2 separate regions of the Homo sapiens genome follow, and region 2 is linked to region 1. The links are chromatin loops, found by intact Hi-C in ENCODE. Cell type or tissue: OCI-LY7. All regions are shown on one strand. Links, peaks and the distances in the headings refer to the core of each region. The heading gives the core; the rest is flanking DNA.

What was found. Hi-C counts contacts between places; a loop is a spot of excess contacts. Peaks named below come from ENCODE experiments on the same cell type or tissue, not always from the same donor. Only the 100,000 strongest peaks of a DNase experiment are listed, where the experiment ranks them.
Region 2: it touches region 1 in a loop (5-fold over the local background); 4 of 110 quality-filtered maps call a loop at or near these places.

The regions. Positions count from the first base shown.
Region 1 is chr5:43,007,199-43,013,205 of GRCh38, forward strand. No RefSeq gene overlaps it. Among named protein-coding and RNA genes, the nearest start is that of FLJ32255, 17 kb to the left of the region's middle. RefSeq lists enhancers at 131-983, 469-518, 2,987-3,487 and a silencer at 959-1,048. In OCI-LY7, for the core only: CTCF peaks have their summits at 1,285 and 1,490; DNase peaks (open chromatin) are centred at 553, 793, 1,043, 1,523 and 1 weaker place; H3K4me3 peaks cover 2,500 bases; H3K27ac peaks cover 2,268 bases.
Region 2 is chr5:43,599,426-43,601,925 of GRCh38, forward strand. All of the region lies in intron 1 of NNT-AS1 (NNT antisense RNA 1), which reads right to left. Among named protein-coding and RNA genes, the nearest start is that of NNT, 2.5 kb to the right of the region's middle. RefSeq lists an enhancer at 1,779-1,948 and a cis regulatory region at 1,864. In OCI-LY7, for the core only: a CTCF peak has its summit at 1,424; no DNase peak of the experiment used is centred there; H3K4me3 peaks cover 735 bases; H3K27ac peaks cover 261 bases.

The sequences.
Region 1 (6,007 bases), core at 1-2,500:
CCGAAATCCCTGGATAATGCGGCCCGGAGAGTGGGGAGAAGTAAACATCAATTCTTCCCCAGGAGGGAGGAGAAAGCCAAGTGCAGCATCCGCGGACGTGGCACTGCAAAGGACGTCTTTCCTAAATATCCAACCCTCGGGGTTCTTCCTTTGCAGGAGTCTGTTCTTTTTGCCCCGTAGCCGAACCTAGGCAGGCAGCGTGGGGTGGAGTTGGCAAACGTCCTGCAACCCATGAAGAGCCGCTATGGTACCACTAGCGGTTCTAGGACCCAAAAACTAACGAAACTGCTCAGGAGAAGCTGCAGGCTTGACCCACCAGAGGTGCTGCCACCGAGATCAATTCTGCTCGGACGAATGAGCGGTGCTATGACTCAGAAAGTGCCAGTCCGAGGAACCAGGGATACTGGGACATAGTGAAAGGAGTTAGCCAGCTTTAGGGAGACTGTAAGGGAAGGGTCCCCAGAGAACCTCCGACTGGTGTTTTGTGCAGATAAGGGAACTTGCACAAGGGACTTGCCTAAGCATGCCTGCTGCGGATTAAGAGCGCGCATGCGCACTGGGGGAATGGGATGGAGCCACCCGGGATTCTCGCCTTATACAAACAGGGAACCCAGCCTCCTTAGCTTTCATATAAAAGCCTTTGTATTCAGCCGTTAAGGAGCAACCGGCAACCTGCTTTCAGGACCCTTGTTTTTTATGAGAGCTTTCGTTTACGCTTAATAAATTCTACTCCACTCACTCTTCGATATCCGCGTGCCCACTTCCTCCTGATCGTGAGACAAGGACCCGGATATAGCTGAGCTTAGAAGCAAAAATCCTGCATCAATAGCAAATGCGGACACTGAACGACTAGCGGAGTACCCAGCGGCAAACTTTAGTTTTTGGTGCAGTTAAGGTATTGCCACTAAGAAATCGTCGTCTCTGAGAAATATCGAGGCTTGGAAGGTTGTACAGTGCTTCCACCGAGAAAGCACCTACCCAATGAAACGCCTGTGGCAGAAAAACCGAGCCCAAGCCCTTCCAGCGAAAGTGCTGAAAGAGCGCCTCCTCGGCCAATCACTGGGCTGAGACCGTGAGACAGCCAGCCCGGGGAAAGTGGCGGCGCTAGGAGAGGGGAAGCGTTACCACAAAGCACTTCTGAGTCTTGTGAACAAGAAACGTTCTGGGTTGTTTTGTTTTTGAGAAGGAGCCTCGCTCTGTCACCCAGGCTGGAGTTCAGTGGCGCAATCTCGTCTCATTGCAACCTCCGCCACCTGGGTTCAAGCATACTGCCTCAGCCTCCCGAGTAACTGGGATTGCAGGCACGCGCCACCACGGCCAGCTAATTATTGTATTTTTAGTACAGACGGGGTTTCACCCGCTGGCCAGGCTGGTCTCGAACTTCTGACCTCGAGTGATCCACCCGCCTCAGCCTCCCTAAGTGCTAGGATTACAGGCGTGAGCCACAGCGCCCCGCCGAAACGTTCTGTTGTGTTCAGCGCTTCCAGCGGTGCAGCAGCCGAGAAAACACTGAGTCTCCGCTATTGGCGAAAGTGCTGATGCGAAACTGCTGGCTCGACATAGGCACAGAGCCGCGGAAGAGAACCCTAGAGACCAGGCACCAGCTCTGCTCCCCGACTCACGGGAGAAAGCTAGTTAGTAGGAAGCTGAGACATGATACTCAAAATCAGTAGAAGAAATTATGCCACATTTACTCTCCTGGGGAAGGCAGTGGGTAAGAAAAAATAAAATACATAACATTTACATAAAAAATAAAATAAATTTTTAAAGCAAACAGAAATGAAAATAAAATACACCAGTAACCTCGCTCCCAGAAAAAGACACATCAAAAAAAATTTTTTTGAGTATACAAAACATACAAATAACCCTACAAAGAAATTGCAGTGTTGAACGATGCGATCCTACGGCTATATTTGTATTAGCACTAAACCTGTGCCTCTTGCGCCTATTCGAAAATTCCTCGGATTAAGAAGAAACAGCCATGGCTAAACCGGTATTTGCGACACCAAAAAGTTCCTGTAGCCTAGACACCTCAACTTCTGCATGAGTGAAAAATCACAAGCACAGCCAGGGCGAGAATCTCTATTGTGAAATCACACTTGGTATGACTAAAAGATTTCAGGCACTGCTAAATTTTTTTTTTAATTACATTCTCCAGTACCCAGATTTCTACAAGACTTAAAAACCGTACGAACGGCTATAATGGGGGTTCCTATTACAAAACAGGAACTTGCAACGACTACGTAGGCACGGTTAAAGCCAGCATTGTTACAACTAGAAATCGAAACTGGAATAAATCTCAACTTGCTACGCTAAGAAATAGCTAAACCCTGACTTGGTCAGACTAAGAAATCGGGAGTTTGAGAGCAGCCCGGGCAACATGGCGAAACCCCGTCTCTACAAAAAATTCTGGGTGTGGCGATGGGGAGCCTGTAATCCCAGCTGCTGGAAAGACTGAGGCGGGAGAATTACTGGAGGTTGCAGTGAGCCGAGATCGCACCACTGCACTCCAGCCTGGGAGACAAAAATGGACAAACAAACCAACAAACAAAGTTAACATTCTGAATAGGTTTATCAACATAAAGACACTGCTAGCTAACATTGGCTAGCCTCTCTAGATCTGCTAGAGATGTTTGCCTTTCTAGATCTGCTTACCATGCTTCAGTCACCTCTATGTTGCAAGAAGTAACCTGCATGGACTGCACTGGAGAGCTACTTTTGCTCCCAGGATTCTGATTGAGTTTAGGCACTGAAAGACACCAGCTGTTCAGAGATATGGAGTAGACCTTGCTTTGTTCCCCCTGGGCCTCAGTATATTGAATTATTTTACCTGAAGTCAAAATTAGGCTGCACTGCGGCTCCAACAGTTCCAGCAGACACAGGGAGGGCAGCACTGAAAGGGCAACACTTCGTCCTGGACATCTCAAAGTCCAGCCCCCGGTGATCCCGGCAGCCATCCGCCAGACCCTCTGAGGCCACATCTGCCTCACTTCTCAACTGAGCCATCTTCCCAGCATAAACAGCCGCTGCTTCCTCCTCCTCCGCCCTCTCCTCACATCCCCTGTGAATCTGAAGCCTGCAGGCAGGAAAAAGCAGCCCTTTTTCCCTCCAACATCCCCACCCTCACCTCTCAGGAGTAGAGTGTGCTTAGTGCGCCCCCAGCCCTGTCAGTTCTTCCGACTCTTATTCCAACTCGGGAGCCCTCCCAGGCGCCTATCCTAACTGGACCTTAGGGACCTTGAGTCTACTGAAGCCAGGAAGCCCACCCCTTGAAAACCTCCGGTGACTTCACAAGGATACCCAGCCCCTAGTCGGGCAAGAGACCATTCTCTGGGGAAAGAAAATTCTGTGGTGGCTTGTAGGTTCCTCTTTCTTTTCTCTGACCTCTTTTCTCAGTTCTGCTCATTTCACTCCTCTAGTGGGAAGACCTCAACCCTCCTCTCCCTTCCTCTACCCACTGTCAAGGTACACACACACACACACACACACACACACACACACACACAGACACATCCACCTGGGGCTGCTCGACGTTTTCCTCCTCTGTCTTCCCTGGAGTCTTCCCTTGTCTTTCCTGTGCAGCAGAAGGTGGATGGTGATTCTCATCCACCTTCAATGCCCTATACTCCCCACACGGAGGAGACACATTGGTGAAATAGGATTGATTTTTGTCCCCTGGTGGACCAGCAGATGTCCTGGTTTCTGCCTCACACACCAAAGGAAGTGCTTGACTGCTTTTTTCAGCTTGGGTTAACCTGCTGATCCATCAGCATAGCTTGTTACAGATATAATCCAGGTTATGTACGTGTGCTGGAGACAGCCACATGCCACCCTGGAAGTCCCTCACGGCTCTTCCTGGTCTTCTTTTCTCAGCCAGGAGATAGAGGAAAAGCGTCAGTGGGGCTGGGAAATCAATGACTGCCTGAGTTTCCTAACTTCCACATCACTTCTGGAGCCATGCCAGTTAGGGATCTCACCAGTCCTTTAATGTGCCCTGGGGGAGACCATTGTAATAGCACTTGAAATCCCAGAGACAGCAAGGGTCCCACTGAAAGCACCTGGCACAGTATTCTCTGGTAGAATTTGGAATCCAGTTTTCCATTGACTGTTGTCAATTTTGAAACCCAAAGAAATCAGCACATGTGCTGCTGCTCTTCTGGGAGGTCCAGCAGACACAGGGTCAAATTCTGTAAAATAGTTGATGAGATTTATTGTGAACCAAATGTGAGTGACCATTAGCCCATGAAACAGCCATCAGGAGATCCTGAGAACATGTGCTTCAGGTGGTCAGTGCACAACTTGGTTTATATATATTTTAGGAAGTCATGAGATCAATACATTTAAGGTGTTGTACATTGGTTCAGTCCAGAAAGGCAGTACAACTGGAAGCATGATCTTTCAAGTTGGAGAGGTTCAAAAATTTTATGATTGGCAATTTGTTGCAATAACTATTATCTCTAGAAAGGAATGCCTGGGTTGCCATAAGGTGTTCCAGAGACAAAGGTGTCGCAGATGAAGCCTCCAGGTGGAAGACTTCAGAGAGATAGATTGTAAATGTTTCTAACCAGACTTAAAGAGTCTGTTCTATCAATAATTTTAAAAGAGAGGAGAATATAATGAGGCATGTCTGACTCCCCCTTCCCAGCATGGCTTGAAACTACTTTTTCAGTCTAACTTTGGAATGCCCTTGGCGGAGAAGAGGGGTCCATTCAGATGTTGGTGGCAGGGGGCTTCAAATTTTATTTTTGGTTTACAATAGCAATGAAGTAATAACCACATTCAAGTTTAGTAAATGAGTGAGCCCTCATCTACTATGGTTATGTTTGTGTCCTGGTCTGAAAACCAATTTTTTTTTTTTATTGTTTTCTGGAATTATTCCTGGACATGAGGACTCTACCTGTCAGAGTTCAGTTAGGAAAAGAAACCAAAGCAGCCCACACCGTGAGAGCCAAGCTAATGTGCTGCCATCCCACTGCCAAGCCATAACCAGAATGACTGTTCATCTTTTTATTGCCTCATGTCCCACTAAGCCTGCCTACCATTGTGACCCTGTTGGTAAGGCAAATTTAGAAATGGAGGTTTTAGGAGTCCAGGCCCACAACTCAAGGGAGGAAACAAAAAGGCATAAATGTGCCTAACCACGAAGAATAAACACAGTAAAATAATAACTAAATGTGTTTTAAAAGCTAAATTTTAAAGATGTTTTTTTGGGTGGGGGAGATGGAGTCTTGCTCTGTTGCCCAGGCTGGGGTGCAGTGGCGGGATCTCAGCTCACTGCAACCTCCGCCTCCCAGGTTCACACCTTTCTCCTGCCTCAGCCTCCCAAGTAGCTGGGACTACAGGCGCCCGCCAACATGCCCGGCTAATTTTTTTGCATTTTTAATAGAGATGGGGTTTCACCGTGTTGGCCAGGATGGTCTCGATCTCCTGACCTTGTGATCTGCTCGCCTCGGCCTCCCAAAGTGCTGGGATTACAGGCGTGAGCCACCGCGCCCAGCCTTTTTTTTTTTTTTTTTTTTTTGAGACAGAGTTTTGCTCTTGTTGCCCAAGCTGGACTGCAGTGGCGCAATTTTGGCTCACGGCAATCGCTGCCTCCCGATTCAAGCGATTCTCCTGCCTGAGCCTCCCGAGTAACTGGGATTACAGGCATGCGCCACCATGCCTGGCTAATTCAGTAGAGATGGGGTCTCATCATGTTGGTCAGGCTGGTCTTGAACTCCTGACCTCAGGTGATCTGCCTGCCTCGGCCTCCCAAAGTGCTGGGATAACAAATGACTTCTTTTAACACAAAAACCCAATGTACTATCACTGTACTAACTACAAGATTAGACAACAAAAAAACCATTTTATTACATGACACTATGCCATAGGCAATGAGTTCCTCTAATTGAGCACAGTTTAAAAGTTGAGACATGACCATTTTCATTTGCATCCATGAAGCTCTGTGGCTGTATGTATAATCTCAATTGGAGGAAAAATCTAACATCTACATTTGAGGCTCATGAGT
Region 2 (2,500 bases), core at 1-2,500, 590 kb after region 1:
TAACTGGCAAATCCATCCCTCTTCAAAAAACAAAGAAACTTCCCCCCAAAGACCCCCAAAACCCTCTTTACAGTGTGTTACCCTTAAACACACAGAATGCCCATGTAGTGGGCTGAATAGTGTTCCCCCTCAAAGTATCTGTGTCCGCCTTTATTTGGAAATACAGGCTTCGTAGATGTAATTAGTCAAGGATCTCAAGACAGAAACCATCCTGGACTTAGGGTGGTCCTTAAGACCACTGACTGGTATCTTTATAAGAGAGAGGAGAGGGAGGTTTGGACACAGGCACATAGAGAAGAAGGCAATGTGAAGATGGAGGCAGAGATTGGCTGCATTTATAAGCCAAGGAACACCAAGGACTGCCAACAACCAACAGAAGCTCTGGCAGAGGCATGGGATGGTTTCTCCCTCAATGCTTCCAGAAAGAATCCACCCTGCCAACCCCTTCATTTTGGGCTTCTGACCTCCAGAACTGTGATAGAAATGATTTCTGTTGTTTTCAGCCACCCAGTTTGTGGTAATTTCTTACAGCAGCCGTAGGAAACTAACATAGCTTCTATTCCTCACCAGCTTCCCAGACCCCCTAAACTATGATTACACAGATAATTTTTTTTTTTTTTGAGATGGAGTTTCACTCTAGTCACTCAGGCTGGAGTGCAATGTGATCTTGGCTCACTGCAACCTCCACCTCCTGAATTCAAGTGATTGTCCTGCCTCAGCCTCCCAAGTAGCTGGGGTTTCAGGTTTCAGGCACCTGCCACCATGCCCAGCTAATTTTTGTATTTTTAGTAGAGATGGGGTTTCACCCTATTGGCCAGGCTGGTCTCGAACTCCTGACCTCAGGCAATCCGCCTGCCTTGGCCACAAAGTGCTGGGATTACAGGCATGAGCCACCGCGCCCGGCCAATTTTTTATATTGATTTAAAAACCCATAGGTTTTTGTAATTGGTACTTACATGAATATGCAAAGGACAATATTCACAGTAGTATGCCATGAGCTAGTTTTTTAAATGCTCACAGAAATTTCAAATGCAAACTGGTTTTACTTATGTAGCTTAAACAAATGCCAATTGTTGAACTTTGTGCTGGCTCTTTAATATCAGTTCTCTTTTTTCTTCCAGTTAATGTTGATTAGCATCAGCTCATTTAGTCAGTTAACATTTATTTCCTAAAATCAAACACTCTTGATTGGTCAGCCTGGGAGAAGAGGGCTAAGATTAAGGTTAGTGATGGTTCCCTTAAAACCTGTCGAGTGTCTGCATTGTTAGACACACTGAAATCTAAGAATCCCATCTCTCTGGGGCTGTTCACTTTACTAATAATTATTTATAAAAGGGAAGCTGAGACAATAAATTGCCAATAACCATGTAACATAATAACCACAATGAAAAGACATTAAAGCTACCTTTTCTGTAGCCTGATTTTACCTAGATGGTGGGTTTTGGTAACAAGCCATCACTAGAGGTCAGTTTTTGATTACATGTCTTCTCAGGTTCAGCCTATGTTTTGATTTTTGGCTACTGGGCACCTCTCTGGTTTTTAGGCTTTAAAGCAGATCCAAATGTTATATTATAGTCTTGTAAATGTTTCATCCTTTTTGCTTCTGATAGATTAGAACTCTAATTATTAAAAACTATTTTTAAGCATTTGTGACTACAAAAACTCCTAAACTTCAAATGGTTTAAATTTTGATGTTTATTTTAATTTTAAAATATTTTAAAAATTATTCAATAATAGAACAATCTGTAATGAAAACTTACACATATGTGAGAGGTACTATTTTAAGATGAGAGTTTGCAGGTCAAATTAGTCAGGGAGGAAAGAGTAGAAGTCAGAGTGGGAAAGGCCCTTAAAACTTAATAGGGAATATCAAATCTCTACAAAAATTTTATTCAAGACAGTGTCTAAGACTTAGAAGCAACTAACTTAAAAGCAAACTTTTGGAACTTAATCCTATTTTCATTGGGGACTCCGTTTATGAATAATATGCTGTAATTATACGTAGAAGCTTAAGGACTGAAACAGAGCATTCCAAATGACAAATGTTTTCTCCTGAAGAAATGGCACCCAAATTATGTTGTACAAGTAAGCGGAATAAAATAATCATATGCTTGTTATTAAAATTATCATATGCCTAACATTCATGATTTTCAAAAGTGAAAAACAGTATGTTATCTTTGAGTTTGTTTTCATGTGATATAAATTTATAAGCAAGTCAAAATTAAATAATGTACTGAGCATTAATTTAAGCCAGGATTTTTCAGCCTCAGCACTATTGACATTTGGGGCTGGATAATGCTTCGTCGTGAGGGGCTGTGTAGTGTGAGGTGTTCAGTAATATCCCTGGCCCCAACCCATTAGATAGGTCCCCTCTCCAATTGTGACAACCAAAATGTCTCTAGACATTGCCAAATATCCCTCGGAACTAAATTGTCCCCAGTTGGGAACCACGAATTATTAATCCCTAAAAGACAAAGCAGCAACTCCTGACCCCTACAAA